Regions from separate parts of the Homo sapiens genome. Here region 2 is linked to region 1. A link is an interaction called in ENCODE POLR2A ChIA-PET data of the cell type or tissue named here. Cell type or tissue: PC-3. All regions are shown on one strand.

Evidence for each region. Peaks named below come from ENCODE experiments on the same cell type or tissue, not always from the same donor. Only the 100,000 strongest peaks of a DNase experiment are listed, where the experiment ranks them.
Region 2: POLR2A ChIA-PET joins it to region 1 with 5 read pairs; 2 of 35 experiments call an interaction of 5 or more read pairs at or near these places.

The regions. Positions count from the first base shown.
Region 1 is chr1:106,674,608-106,682,607 of GRCh38, reverse strand. No RefSeq gene overlaps it. Among named protein-coding and RNA genes, the nearest start is that of LINC01661, 140 kb to the left of the region's middle. In PC-3, no CTCF peak of the experiment used is centred here; DNase peaks (open chromatin) are centred at 3,757, 5,267 and 6,387; H3K4me3 peaks cover 1,430 bases; H3K27ac peaks cover 3,990 bases.
Region 2 is chr1:106,967,844-106,975,843 of GRCh38, reverse strand. No RefSeq gene overlaps it. Among named protein-coding and RNA genes, the nearest start is that of PRMT6, 85 kb to the left of the region's middle. In PC-3, no CTCF peak of the experiment used is centred here; no DNase peak of the experiment used is centred here.

The DNA.
Region 1 (8,000 bases):
AATCATTATGCTGCAGCTGTTTGATTATAATTGTTTTTGTTATCCTAATATCAATAAAAAGCCCACAGATGATAAAAAGGATAGTGGTGAAAATGAACGTGCCTTTGCAAAAATTATACCAGTGAAAGAGATCTGAGTTAACTCATCACCTTGGATTTCCCTTAATTAATCCTTGGCTATTGGGCCAAGCTAACTTGGGAAGACATTTAGGCTATAGTCTAAATGATAATAGGCCTCCTCTAAAAGTCAGTCACTTTTGTAAAGCTAATGGAGATCATCAGGCTGGGGAGAGGGGAGGAGCCTGCGTCCTGCTAATGCACAGACATAAAAGAATGTCAGCTATTACTCTGGAGGTTATAAGATACGCAACTTTGCCAGTTACTCCTGCAAATAGCACCACTGTTGTGGATGGGCCTTTTGAAGTATGTCTGCAGTGTTTTTGCATGTCTGATACCCATGGCTCCACCTAGACCCACCTGGACTCACCAACTCAGCACTTGTGACCCTACCCAGAAGTGATTAAGCATGCAGGAAGACAACTTTGACCCCCTATGATTTCATCTCCACCCCAACCAATCAGCAGCAAGCCTAGCCACCCCATGCCTTCCCCCAAACTGCCTTTGGAAAACCCCTAACCTAGGAACTTCAGATGAAATAATATGAGTACTAAGTCTGTCTCCCACATGTTGTGGCTGGCCTCGTGTCTATTAAACTCTTTCTTTATTGCAATGCCATCTGCAGTGCCATGGTCTTTCTCTATGCAGCAGGTAGTAGGAGCCTCTTGGATGGTTACAAGAAGACTTACATAGGGAATTTTGACTGTAAATAAAGGTTCCTGTGGAGCTTCCTCTATGGTTTGATCAAGGGGCCAGTTCAGAGCCTTTAAACCTGATCTAGGAGTTGGCAATTCATCCTGGAATCTGGATACCTGCCTCAGTAATTACTACATTGCTCTGTAAATTTGAATAGTCTATTTAACTTCCACGTTCTGGCTGCACAATTGATCTCCCTAGTCACACACATTTTTGGTCATGAACTAAGTCAGATAAATGGCATTCAAAACTATGAAAATATGAGCTATATCATTCAAATATGAGGCTTTATATCAGCCTAAAAACTTTTCTTTTTAGGATTTATTTTAGAAAAGAACAGAACAATGCACTGTTGGATTTGTCACTTATATCCAGAGGGTCTGTATGTTTTGTTCATCAGTATTGTTGCTTTTATAACACATTTCCTCTGGTTTTCACAGTGTTTAGCCATGGGACTTGTGACTGATAAAGCAGAAGTGTGTGAGGAATGAGACAGTGAGAAGCAGTGACCAGCTGTTCAATATTATGATACCACTGAAATGAATAAATCTATCTTCCTGTAGGAGACAAAAAGTGCCTTGCTCTAAAGCAGTAATGTGTGTAGAGAGGAGATAAGTGTGTTGTGGATGTCATGACAAGGACAGGGCTAAAAGCTGCAAGTGAATTCTCAGTCAGATTAGACTCCTCCCTGACCCACTAAGTAAATGCTGTACCTGATTGGCCTTCTGCAGTCCACAAATAGTGTTTGCATTTCACTTGCTGAAAAAGCAGCAGTCACGCTTTTTTCCCCAATCCGAACAAAAAGAATAATTGAGAGCTCTTGAGGGTGGTAAGAGAGGTTGGTGGGCAGAAGTTTGAGGGGAATGTGGAGAATACTTCAATCAAACCTGGAAGTGTGACAAGCCTGGGCCAGAGGAAACAACTTTATTCACCTCCGTGACTCCTCCTCATCCTGCTCAGTACACATTCGGCTTTTCAATTAGCATTTAATTTCTTTGGCATACTATTTACTCTGTTCATGGTGTACATGTATGGTACTCCCTTACTTTCAGTCATGGATCATGGGTAACTCAGCAAAAGCTCAGCTTATCGATTTTAACATCCTCCTAATTAGGCTCCTGATTAAACTACCAACCCATCGTCCACCCAGAAGCCACCAGGGTATATCTAAAGAGCAGATCAAAGAGTGACTTTCCTTGTCTGACTCCAAAATCAAAATCAAAGTCAAAGCCTTTTTATATCAGTCACTTTACTCTGAGAAGAGATTCCACATTCCTTAATACAATCAAGAGTCTTTATTCCCAAAATACCTCTCCCTAGTCAAGGCCTCCAGTTTCAGATTTTGCTGCAAACAAACTCCAGTTTCAGTTTGCTCCAGTTTCAGTTTGTCCTGTTTTACCCTCTGCATGCCACATGTTAGCCACAGTGAACTGTGTTGTAGTTACTAGTGTTTTCCACTTGCTTTTGTTTCCATGTGTTTGCACCGTGACTTCTCTCCATTCTCCTACCAACAAGTACTCACCTTTACCAGGAAATTGCCTTTTTATGCCCCAGTCCTTGGTTTAGGGGTTTCTTAAACACGAGGATGAATTTGTGTCTTGAATCTGTATTCCCGTTGTGTCCCCAATCATCCTGTTTTCAAACTTTGCCACAGCGAATAGTATATGTCTATTTTCTGCAAGCGTCTTTCAGTATACTACAAGTTCCCTGAGAACATGGCTCCTCTCTCATGAACCATTCTTTTTTTTTTCTGAGATGGAGTCTCACTCTGTCACCAGGCTGGAGTGCATTGGTGCCATCTCAGATCACTGCAACCTCTGCCTCCCGCGTTCAAGCCATTCTCCTGCCTCAGCCTCCAGAGTAGCTGGGACTACAGGCATGCACCACCATGCCAAGCTAATTTTTGTATTTTTTAGTAGAGACGGGGTTTCACCATGATGGCCAGGATGGTCTCGATCTCTTGACCTCGTGATCTGTCTGACTTGGCCTCCCAAAGTGCTGGGATTACAGGTGTGAGCCACCATGCCCGGCATCTCTTCATTGTCCAGCACAGTGCATGGCAATGAGCATCTCTTTGTTAAAACTTCATGTTAACTTGCTGTTCTCATTGCGCTGTGTTTGGGGAAAGGATTTGGGTTGACTAGCTAAATACAAAACCACAAGGTAGGAAATCCAAAGTTATGCTTTGTGAGGCTACAAGATGCCTTGATACTATATTATCAAATAACAAGTAATTAAAATTATGAATAACTTATTCTTTTCTGCAACCATTTTTCCCATGTATTATCTATGTGTCTACATTAGCAGAAACCTCACAACTTCCCAATCTGGTAGCAACTGTTGCCATCATGTCACATAATAATTACTTTTCATAGTTTCAGGTAAAGTCTTGCTCTGTTGGCCAGGCTGGAATGCAGTGGCATAATCATAACTCACTGTAGCCTCAAACTCCTAGGCTCAAGCAATCCTCCCACCTCAGCCTCCCAAGTAGCTGGGGCAACAAGGGCATGCCATCATGCCCTGAAAATTTTTTTAACAAATTTTGTAGAGATGGGGTCTTGTCATGTTGCCCAAGCTGGTCTTGAATTCTTGGGCTCAAGGGATCCTCCTGCATTGCCTCCCAAAGTGCTGGGATTATAGGCATAAGCCACTGCCCTTGGCTAATTGTTATTTCAATAAGGTAAATATATAATGTCTTCACCTTGAAAAGCATAATGATTATCCTTTTATGTATGTATATATACACAGATGTATGTGTCTATCTTTGAATGTTTGTGATAATTTCACATGCATTATGTTATTTATTCTTTACAATACTATCTTGAGGTGGATAGTGCAATTTTTATTATCTCTATTTTATAGATGACACTCATCTATAAAGTATGTTTACTATTTAGCATGTGTCAACAGCCAGTAAGTAATAGAGTAGGCATATCTGACTCACCACATAGAGTCTCAATTTATGAGGAGTTTCTTCTCAATTTTGGAGTGTCTGGGAAAGGCTCAGTCTCAAAGCCTAAAATAATCTGTACTGTAAACCCCATGAGAGCAAGGCCCACATTTATTTCCTTCACGACTGTGCTTTTCATCACTGGGCTTGACAGAGAATAGGTACTTAAGAATTATTTGTTAAATCAGTGAATGAATCTATACTTGGAATTCTTTTCATTGCCTTCCAAGCTTTTTTATATTTGCAAATGGCACACAGAAAAGAGGTGTGATCCTCTATGGCACCTGACATGGAATAGGATAGTAGAAAGAGACAGGCTGAGTTCAATTCCGGCTCCGTTATTTATTAGCTGTGCACTCTTGGACCATTATTTAAATTCTAAATCTCAGTTCTATCATCTGGAAGTTCCATCATCTGGCTAGAACATAAATACAATATTACTCTCTTCATAGGGTTTTTCTTATGGGAAGTAAATGAGATAATGTATAAAATGCATTGACACAGGTCTAGCATTTAGTAGATGCTAGATAAATATTACTAGTTATCTTCCCACTGTGAAGGAGAAGTGTTAATTCATATCCATTTAGGTCAGCAAGAGATTCAATCATTAAATTTTTTTTCTAAACAGTTATTACATATTTATAATTCCAGGCTGCTTGATTTATATGTGCCCTGTTAGCTGCTTCTAAGCAGTTTCCAGCTTTCGCATACCCCTGGAGTTTATCTTATTCTGCTTTATAGGTTGAAAATAAATTTTGAAAATCATACCAATATAACTCAACAATCTTTTACGCTGATGGATTTAGTTGTGAGTTTTAGCTAGGAAAACTAACAACAAGAGTAAAATGTTTTGTAAATCCATACCTGATTGGAGAGAGGATATTAGAAGTTAAGCTCTTGGTTTTAATATATCTAGGCATTAAGCTACCTTTGTACTTTGCTTGGTATGCTAATCCACACAGAAAGCATTACAGAAATTTCGATTTCACGAAGCCCTCTCAAGTGATTCTTTTAACTGTGTGAGTGCTGAAATGTGCAGCTTTCCATCCATTCTATCTACTTAAGGATTCAGAAAACAACATTAGTTTTGCTTTTAAACAAAAATCATTTTAGGCAGGAGCCTTGTTTAGGGAATTAGAAAAGATAATGATACCTTTTTTGATTCCTTGTGTTGCTCTATTAATTAAATTAGTTCATTTTGTTTCTTTCCTTCTTTGTTATTTTTAAAAATAAGTTAAAAATATGTTCTTGTCTACTTCTGCAACTGAAATTGCTGCTTGTTAACTTTTGGGGGCTCTTTCTTTTCTGGTGAAATATATGTGGATTTCTGAAGCAATATAAAAATCTATATAAACGGTTTCTGTAGAGTCTTTTGCAATCAGGCTATGGTTTGAATAGTGGCTCTGATTTTTTAACTAGATTCCTTTAACTATTGTATTTCCCTTTGGTCAAAAGCAGTGATTAATATCCACCTAACCAGTTTGTTGTGTAGGTAGAGTAATATATGTACATTTCTCTGTATGGAGCAGAAGCTCGATAAATATTAATCTCCTCTTCTCTCAAGTATTCTTTCACCATCTATACGCTGTTGATAATTTTATGTTTGGTAATAATAACATGTTGCATTTATGTACCATTTTTGAATTTTGCCAAGTACTCTTCTGTGCTGTCTTTTAACCTCACATCAAATCTGGGAGGTGGATAGCACAGTGATTATCATTTCTGTTTGGGAGACTAAAAAACTTAATGTAAACTTCTTAGCTGTAGGGGACTTTTGCTCTTTTTTCAGTATCTCAGGCTGAGCCTAACACAGAGCTTGGCATGCATTAGGGGCCATATATATACCTGTACTGAACTAATGATAGCAAGAACAGTAATTTGCCCAAGGTCACACAGAGAGATGTAATGTCAAGACCAGGATAGGGCTACTCTGACTTTCAGAGTCTAATGGAAATTAGACAAGGGGTGAGCATATATATATTTCCCAAAACAGTCAACTCGGGGAAAATAAAAATGTTGACGTGCTGCAATTTAAATGAAAGTAGCTTTGTTGAGTCTTGAGGAAAAAAAGTACTGCGTCTACTTAGATTACTTACTTCTGCAATAGAAAAGTGCCAATGGGAAATATTAGCAGTCTTTTTTTCACCACTAAAATGTTAATATCTGGGCATATTTGAGAAGGAATCATCCAGAGGCAGCTTTCCAACATTTTATCCCTTATATTTGCAGAGCACTTTAGGGTTCACAGAGTGCTTTCACAGGCGTAATCTAATCACATTTTGAAACAATCCCAGAGAGAGGTTTCATTACCAACCACCCTTTGTAAGGGACATACTAAAGTTGGAGACGGAAAATGACTTGCCTATGGTCGCACAGCAAGTGTGCAATGAACAAGGCTATGTGCATTGCTTCCTATACTGTATATAAGAAGCACGTGCCCTCTTGGCATTGTTCTTGGTACTGGGGGTAGATATAAGATAGGTCCCCCCCACTTAAAACTGAAGAAATCTGACTTTATCTCTTACACTCTCCCAATTTATGCTTACGTGCTTTTTTTTTTTTTAATCCACTGATTACAGTACAGCTTGGGAATGGGCCAGTCCTAAAAGGATATTGCACAATATCCTGAGGTTTTCTGCCCTAAATGCTCTGCTTTGAATGACATGGAAGTCTACAGTGAGAATTACACCTCACAAAGTAAAGCTGGGTGGTCTTCATGCTGCCTTACATGACTTACTTGTGTAATCCATTCTACTAAGTCAGGTTTTGTTCTGGTCTGTAGAACACTGGCAATTCAGCAGAGTCTTTACTTGAAAATCTAAAAATTAAAGTTGCGATATTGTTAAAATTGTAAAGCTGTGCACAGATATAATAATGCTTTGGAAATTTTTCACTAACTGTGCATTTAGTAATCTTCCTTTCCCACATTTATCCATGCAGCATTTTCATACACTCATTCTTTGCTTTAGTTTGCTTGCAACCTTGGAGATTGCAGTAAAACAAGTTTATTTAACCTGATTGCCCAATGGTGGCAAATGAATACACATCCCCACACCTCCAGCTCTCTTTAGGGAGTTCTCCAAGCTTCTTTAGAGAGTGGAGGAAATCTGTGGATATGTGCTAGGAATAAGGTACATATTTGCATAAAGTGCCAAAGCTGGGAAGTATGAGGAGGGAGTGAGAATGGCACAAGAGGTCTGGCTTTCTGACGATGTAACTGTCTCTCTGTGTACAGTCTCACCCACTGGTCTCCTTCTGTAACTCTCTTCTAAGATTTCTCATTTGTCACAGCTACATGAGGTAGGAATTAATTTTGAAGGTTTTAAATTTAAAAAGAAACTTTTTTTAAACTTACTTCTGCTTCCTCCCTCATCTATATTTTATAGTTTACCTTTGTTGTAAGTGACATTTTTGTACCAAATTCTTTTGAAATTGTAGGGTTGTCTACGATTGAAATGTTCATAATATCTTTTGCAGGGAGAAAGAATACTTAAGAAAAGTTCTGTTGGCCTCAAACAACATGCTACTTTTGAAGAAATCCAGACATGCTTTATATTTGATTTTCTGCTTTCTGACCCAATAGAAGTAATGATTGACTTCTTTTAGACATGGCTGTGTTTGCTAGCTGATTGATGAAGTCCATATTTAGTGGACTTGCTAGGTTCTTCTGCCTATTCTTTCAGTAATGCTGCTGAAAGTGAAATTAGACCCTCCAGAGCAGGTGCTATTTCAGTGGGTGGGTGGATAGATTTAGTCTGTGGTATGGAGGTCACCTTAGACTTGAATACAAATAATTTTTTCTTCTCATATTTTCTTACATCTGCATTTATAAACTATTGCTATACTCCTTTTATCAAAAAATATAAATGTAAAGATAATAAGGGTTCGTTTAATTGGAAATCTTCTCAACCTGAAATTTGCAAATATTTTATCACTTTTGTGTTGTTTGCAACTTTCCATATTTCCAACATGCTAATGACTATATAAATAACATTTCCCAATGTGTTTTTATTTAATAAGAAATTAAAATCTCAAAATACATGCTAAAATACAGAACTTTCCAATAAGGTAATTAGTATAGCTGATGAGAAAAGCTTGTGTCCTTCTCTCTATCTGGTAACTCAGTTTGTTGTCAAAGATAACCTTCGGTCCAATATTGTTCACATTCAGCGACTACTTAAGAGGCACTTACAGCCCAAGACACTAGCCTCAGCTCTTAGAATACTAAGAATACGATA
Region 2 (8,000 bases), 290 kb before region 1:
AAGAACCTGACAGTGAAAAAGCCAGTTGTCCACCTCAATCTCACTTTTTCTAGTGTAGAAACTGAGTTAGGGGAAATTTTTCACATGCTTGGTGCCAGGAAGATTGCGGGGAGGGGCATCTAAGACATGCAAAGCCTATTCTCCTACCACTGGCTCAGAGTTTTTTTTTTTTTTTTTTTTTTTTTTTTTTTTTTAACTTCTCTGTGGCCCTGAGATCTGACTATCATATTTGAGTTCTGGGATATTGCTGGAGATAATATTGGTGCTGTATACTTATTTTTAGTTTTCTGTGGGGGAAAGTGAAGCCAGCTTGTGTTTAAGCCATGATTTTGGACCTGCAAATACTTCTCAAAAAAATTTTGAAAAATATGATAAGAACTTCACCTATTGGCCATCTCCTATGGGCTAGGGAGCATGCTTGATGAACAACATGCATTAATTATTTCTTATGAGAATTATTTCTTATGAGAAGTAGCTTATGATTATTTTTACCCTTATTTTATAGACAAGGCAATCGAGGCTTATTGAAGTAAGAAAATGTGCCCACGATCAACAGATAGTAAGTGAAAAAAAAGGGATTTCTTGCTTCTGCCTGATTTCATGCTCATAGCTGACACTCATTCTTAATGTAGGTTTTAAAGGATTTTCATGAAAATGTTAGACATCCAGAAAAAAGGGCTATAATCACTACCTTGAAGCTAAAAAAACCAAGGTCAACTATAATCTAAAAAGGCAAAGATGGTCAGTATTACCAACATGTTAAGAAAATGCGTTTTAAGTACACAACTTAAAAAGTTAAAATTTCAGATGAACAACCTACCAGCTGAGTAAACTTGGGGTCCATCCAGTCTTCTGGTCCATGAAATTCAGCATTTATTATTATAAAGAAATGATAAAATGATGTCTATATTAAAGAGGGGTTCAAGAATAAAATAAGGTAGCACTTTAAAAGTTTAGGATAGTGCATTGAGTTTCGTAAGTACTCAGTAAATGTTATCTATTATTTTCTTATTAATAATAAAATAGAGCAGCTGTTTGAGAAATGGCTCCATGTGAGTCTACATTTGATAATACTATAAATAATCTACTTGCATTATCTAATAAATACGTTTTTCTGCTTATATGTTTAAACTTGGAAAAGAACTATCAAAATAAAATGTGGATCACCTAATTATTGGATAGGTTTGTGAAAGTCATTAGCATTATAATAGATTGGCCAAACCAGCTATGACTTTCTTAACTTCCTCTCCTCAAAATTAGGGGGATTCTTCCCATTACCACATTATTTTAGTTTTAACTAGTGGATGAAACCAGAAAAACCAAGACAGTATAGTTTGTTCCTAGATAGAATAGTTTCAAAGGTTTTCGCTTTGCTGACAAAATTATTTAGCATTATACTTGGTGGGAGTGGTGAAGGTAAATTTCATAATTTGATGTTATTAATAAAAACAAAGTTAATATTTCTTGCAATTGTCTTTCAAGGGAATAAGTGGCAGATTAAATTTGTGTTTCTGGGCTGGGCACGGTGGCTCAGCCCTGTAATTCTAGCACTTCAGGAGGCCGAGGCGGGTGGATTGCTTGAGCTCAGGAGTTAGAGACCAGTGTGGGCAACATGGTGAAACCCCGTATCTACAAAAAATAGAAAACTTAAACAGGTGTGGTGGTGTGCACCTGTAGTCCCAGCTACTACTTGGGAGTCTGAGGTGGGAGGATCGCTTGAGCCTGGCAGGTTGAGGCTGCAGTGAGCCAAGATCACATCACTGCACTGCAGCCTGGGCGACAGAGTGAGACCCTGTCTCAAAAAGAAAAACAAAAAGGAAAAACAAAACTGTGTTTCTGACCTATTTCTCCAAGGACTTAAAATTTAATTTTGGAGCAGTCTTATAAATGTAAAGAATATTTGAGATGAGATTCTAAAGATCTGCTCTCTTACTAGAAATGTGAATTTTAGCAAGTCTTATCTTTCTATGCCTCATTCATTATCTGCTAACAAAAATAAGTTTGGAATATCAAATGCAACAACAAAATGGGACATTCTGTAAACTGGATAACTCTCTAGTTGGTTAGGACATGTCTCAAACCTAGTGTAAATTCAGGTATTAAATGAGACAAAAACATGAAATGTTTTGTATTTTGAATAGACATGGATAGTATATATAGAATTATTACAAGGTTAAGTAGCTTCATCTGCTTATGTAGCCAGTCATGAACTTTTATTCATTTGGTTGAGGAACTCATGTATGTTGAACACTTGCTGCGGAAAAAGCAGTGTGTTATAATGGTGAATAAAACAAAAACTGGTTTATTAAATGAAGTTTATTGTCTACTGTTAATAGAAGAGTTGGACATAGCATACATATGATCTTAGCTAAGCATTGTGATAATTTATGTGAAATAAATTAACTGAATTCTATAAGAAAGAATAACATCTGGGGAGTGATAACTATCTTGGTTTGGAGAGTTGGAGAGTACAATGCTTGAATTGGACCCTGATAGATGAGTTGATTTTAGCCAAGTGAAGACTCTTACTTGATGGGTGGGAAGAAGTGAAGAAGCTGTCCAGATAAGAAATAACATATTCAATACCCGAGGGAGGCAAGAGCTTGGTGTTTTCTAGGAACTGAAATTGGTTCAATGAGGTTGCAATATAGAAGCTTGGGATGAGTTTGAAGATCTGGACAAAGTCCAGATTATGCAGAGTTTGAGGCCATGTTAAAGTGGTTGGATTCTATTCTAAATGAAATGGAAAGCCATTGAAAGAGAGGAGGGAAGAATAAGTGTCCCATATTGGACACATTGGTATGCAGGGACCTAGAAGCATGTAAGTGACTGAGTGAAGTAGTTAGTTGGATATGAGCCTGTAACTCTGGGGATCCAGACTAGTAATATCAGTTTGGGAGTCATTGGCACAGACTGTCTTTAAAGTCATGGGAATGGATGATACCTTTTAGGAAGAGAACCTAATGCGAGAAGAAAAAGTACTATCTCTGAAACCAAGGAACTCCAACATTGAAAACTTTAAAAGAGGAGTTGTTAGCAAAAGAGACTGAGAAAGAGTTGTCAAAGAAATAGGAGGAAGTGTGGTGTCAGCGTCAGTGAAGCCTGTGTTTTGAGACATAGTGGCCAACTGAGTCAAATGCTTAAAAACTGTATGGAGGTCAGTACAACTTTAGCAAGAGTGGCTTGGGTGGAGTGTTGCAGGCAGATGACATGTCTGATGTTGAAAGGTAAACAGGAAGTGTAGAAGTGAAACCAGGACAAGAAGAATATTCTAAAGTAAGTGTTGGATAAGAACAGACAGAGAAATCTAGAGCAGTAACTATTGGGAGATCAGACATTTTTATTTTGTTGAAGATCAGAAATAAAACATGCTTATATGTTAATATAAATAATCCAACTGAGAGGAGAGGTTTAAGATGAAGGAGAAAGAAAGAATAGTCAAAGAAGTTATTCCTTGGGAAGGCAAGAGAGCCTGGAACTCAGAATACGAGCCAAAGGACTTTGTTAAGAGAAGAGATTAATGGTTGTAAATTTGTGGTGAAACAGATCTGCTCAGTTATACTAATCTCTTCGTTGATGTTCACCTTCAAGGAGACAGCCTAGAGGCACATAACTGGGTTTATACAGCTTAGAGTTTTCCCAGAGCAGTTACAAGACAGTGAGAGGAGACCAACAGGGGTAGTTTGCAAGGGAGTGATTATAATTAGTTGAGCTTAGAACTTTTGGTAATAGACTGATGTAGATTTTGTATTTGTAGCAGTAAGCTATTTGTGGTCTCACTAACTCTGAGTTGTGCCCTGTGACGTATATTCAGTTTGAAGGCTAATATTGGTTTCTTTATTGCTGTTTCTAAAATATGTCTAGATTTGAACATTTTAGTAGCTAATATGTAGTGCCAATTTTCTCGCTGGCATTCTTCTCTTCAACAAAGTCAGTAATCCAAGTTGTAAGAATAAGTATTTTTATGGATCGCTATAAAAGTTATTTTATTTTGAATTCTAAAATGCTGTTTTCTAAACATCACTTGATATCACAGATGTTTTCTTGGCCTGCTGGGTGAAAGATGCTCTAAATTTGCTTCAAGGAGTTTAAACATATGAGTCTAAATAGGAATATATTAGGTAAGTTTTTTAGATAAACCACACACACACACAGACACACACACACACCACACAAACACACACACACACATACGCACATGCACACTGCTCCTGCAAAGCTCCCTCATTTCCATCTATGGAAATCCATCCAGCAAATACCTCTCTGCTATATTAGGCTTGCCTGTGAGCTTCATCTCTGCCATCATTACCTTTTAGTTTTTTGAGGTGACAGCATGCTGTGTACGTGTAAATGCATCAGTGAGGATGCATTTACAACAGGGCAGGCCTCCTCATGTAACTAGCTTTTCCAAATGTCTGTTTTTTAATAGGATGTTTTTTTATTTTCCTTTCCTGCCAATTATAATGAAATGTTTTAAAAAAGAGATTGTCTCTGGTTGCTCTAAGATTAAGATAATTCTTCTCCATCAATAAATTCATAAATAATAATCATTTATAAAAATCAGCACGTTATCAGTAGAAACCTGCAAGCAATTTAGTCTTTAATTACACATATACAAGTATTTCTATCTTAACTTTCCCCATTCTTTTCCCCAACTAATCTTGATGTAATACATTTTTGGAAAGTGTAAGACAGCTATTCACAAATTCTGGGAGAGTTACTTAAAGTATTGAATAACTGATCCCTTGAATAACACTGTATGTCATCCTCCCAAAATTATCTCACTTAATTCTGACAATAACCCTTGAAAAATAAGTGTATTATCATCATAACTATCTCATTATTACAAATGGCAAAATAAAATTATGAAGAGTTTAGGGGCTTAAGTAATTAGCCTAAAGCGATAGAACTGGTAAGTAGCGAAAAGCAGAACTCAATCTCAGGACCTCACATTATGATTTCTGTGTTCTTTCTATTATCCACACTGCCTTTCCAAACTGTGCTTCAGTAGCTGGGACAAGTCATGTGACTGGACTTAGGTGGAACTAGAGAGATAATAGATAAAAGCTGGGGACTCTGGGATGTGCTTCTCTTTGGAAATACTTTTGGAGGAACTGGACCTTCATAGAGAATGCAAGCCCATGATTTCAGCCATGATTGCCACACTTCTTGGCAGAGTCTTGCTTGTTCTGTCACTTATTTTATAGGATTTTATGAGATTTTAATAACAATACTTTTAATAAGATATCATGAAGAAAGCATGATATGATGAAAGAAAAAGGAATTATAATGTAGTAGGTTAGCCCTAAATTCATAACCCTAACTATAAATATTATATCATTTACATAAGATTGTTTTTTCACCAGAGGAAAAGTATTTGTGTTTGTCAGATAAACATGTGTGATGTACATAGTTAGTAAAACTGATAGTATTAATAAAAATCTTAATAGGCTTCATGATTAGAATAAAATGATATTTTGATCCAAATCCCTAATTAGAACAGTACATTTACCAACTGTTCTCATGGGAAATGGAGCCAGAGTTCATCATTTAAAATGATACCTAATTAATCTTTCTTTGTAACAGATGTCAGCCTTATTTTCAAATCTTTTGTAGACAATAACTCTCTGTGTGAATCTTTTAATTGTCTATCTGGGGTTATTTTTTTAACACTATAATATATAGTTAAATAAAGAAGGTAGAGATAATCAGTTTAACTGTGATTTGAGTCTGTTTAGCTACTATGGTGGGAATATGAGATGTTTAACACCACAAATACATTCATGATTTTCTATCAGAATTAATTTAAAATGAAGCTCAGTAGTAAGTGTGTTAATGACAGTATAGTGAGGAAACACTGGCCTGGGAATTAGGAGACCAGAATTCTCTGCCACATATGATTGCATTATCTCAAGCAATTCATCCCACCTCTTCAGACCACAGATGCACTTATCTGCATAACAAAGCCACTGGGCTTTGATTCTTAGGATCCCTTCCAGGATGAAGATTTCTTCATTATCTTTTAAAAAATTCCATTTTTATAACTTACATTCCATTTTAATTTATTCTGTGCATATGTATGTGTATATATGCATATACCCACACACATACATATAGCTCTATCTTTATTTAGTATTTAGACTTCATTCCACCGTGTCTTTTGATGAAGAATAGCAAGATAGTGACAGCTAATAAAGTTATTTATGTTTTTTTGACAATATTGTCTGGTATAGGTAAAAAGAGAACCATTATTCAGTAACAGTTTTCAGCATATACCCGTGGAAGCATAATATTACATTTTGAATGCTTTTGCATCGGTGAGTTAGGAAAAACAATTATGATGAAAATTTAAGATATTCATTTAATTTCTATCAATTCTTCCTTATTATAAAGTAATGCATATTTTAATTCTAGGAACTACTTACCAAAAATGACAAAAGTATAATATAAAGAACAGAAAAAAATATGGAATAGAATGTGTCAAAAATGGTGTCAGTACTTGCTACGATAATTAAAGGTAACAGCCTATTAGTAGGAACTTATGTGTTACTATTGTTGAAGATTTGAATGATATGATCTGTATTTGGATGAAGACTGAAATAGTTTGACCTGTAAGTCTGTTGGCTTTGAATGAGCTCTATACTGTTAAACAAAAACCCATGAAGTTGATAACCTTTATAATGCCAAAAGGGCTGATAGCAGATAGGAACCGTTAACATCTAGTAAGAGCTCATTCTATACAGGCTATATTTTATACATATAATTAACTTCACTTTAGTCCTTTAATTGATTTCATTTTGCATTTGTACATAGTTAGTAAAACTGATAGTTTTATTATCAGTTAGTAAAACTGATTACTGATAGTTAGTAAAACTGATTTTCCTAGTTGGACAATGGCCCCATCATTCATCTCTATGAGAATACCAAGACTTGCAGATATTAAAGTACGTTAGTCAAGATCTCTCAACAAAAGTGGAGGGGAGCCAAGATTCCAACTTAGGCAGTTTGAATCCAGATTCTTATCAATACACAGTGACAATAAAACTGACAAACAAAGGTGTAATGCAGAAACAGAAGGCCAAATACCACGTGTTCTCACTTATAAGTGGGAGCTAAATTTTGAGTATGCATGAACATAAATATGGGAAAAATAGATACTGGGACTACAAGAGGGGCACAGAGAGAGGGAGGCAAGGGCTGAAAAACTACCTATTGTGTACTATGCTCACTACCTGGGTGATGGATTCAGTCATACCCCAAACCTCAGCATTACACAATATTCCTTTGTAACAAATCTGTACAAGTACTCCGATTCTAAAATAAAAGTTGAGGCAAAAACTTAAAAATAACCAACTAATCAACAATAATGCATGCAGATCATTCCTAAATGTTTATCTTTAGCTTGACCTACCTGTATATCCATGTGTCTTTTAGACTTATCCCCTAGAAAGTCTCAGAGTTCCCTCTAATCCACACTGCCAAGCTGAACTCACCATCCTGTACACTAAACCCGCTCCTTCTCCAGTGATTTTCCTAGTTGGACAATGGCCCCATCGTTCATCTATGGCTCAAGCCTGGGAATCAACACTGTCTTCTCTCTTCTCACTTGCTACATCCAATTATTCATTATATAAATTCAATCCTATTACTTAAATACTTTTAAATCCAGTTGCTCTTCTCTATTGCCATGGCCTCCCTCCTGGTCCAGGAGACTATCATTTCTCATGTGGTCAACTGTAAAATTTCCCAGTATTGGCTACTCTTCTTCCAGTTTTGCTCTTTTCCTATCCATTCTCTATGCTTTAATAAGAATGATGTTTTAAAGTTGCATATTTTATTATATAACAGAGCTGGCTTAAAACTTAATATATTTTCATTGTTTTGGATAAAGTCCGACCTCCTTAATATGCTTACAAGTTCAGCTCTCTGCTTACCCTTCTGTCCCCAAGCCCACATCATCTTATGCCATGATCTCCTCCCATCTCATGTGATAGTCATGC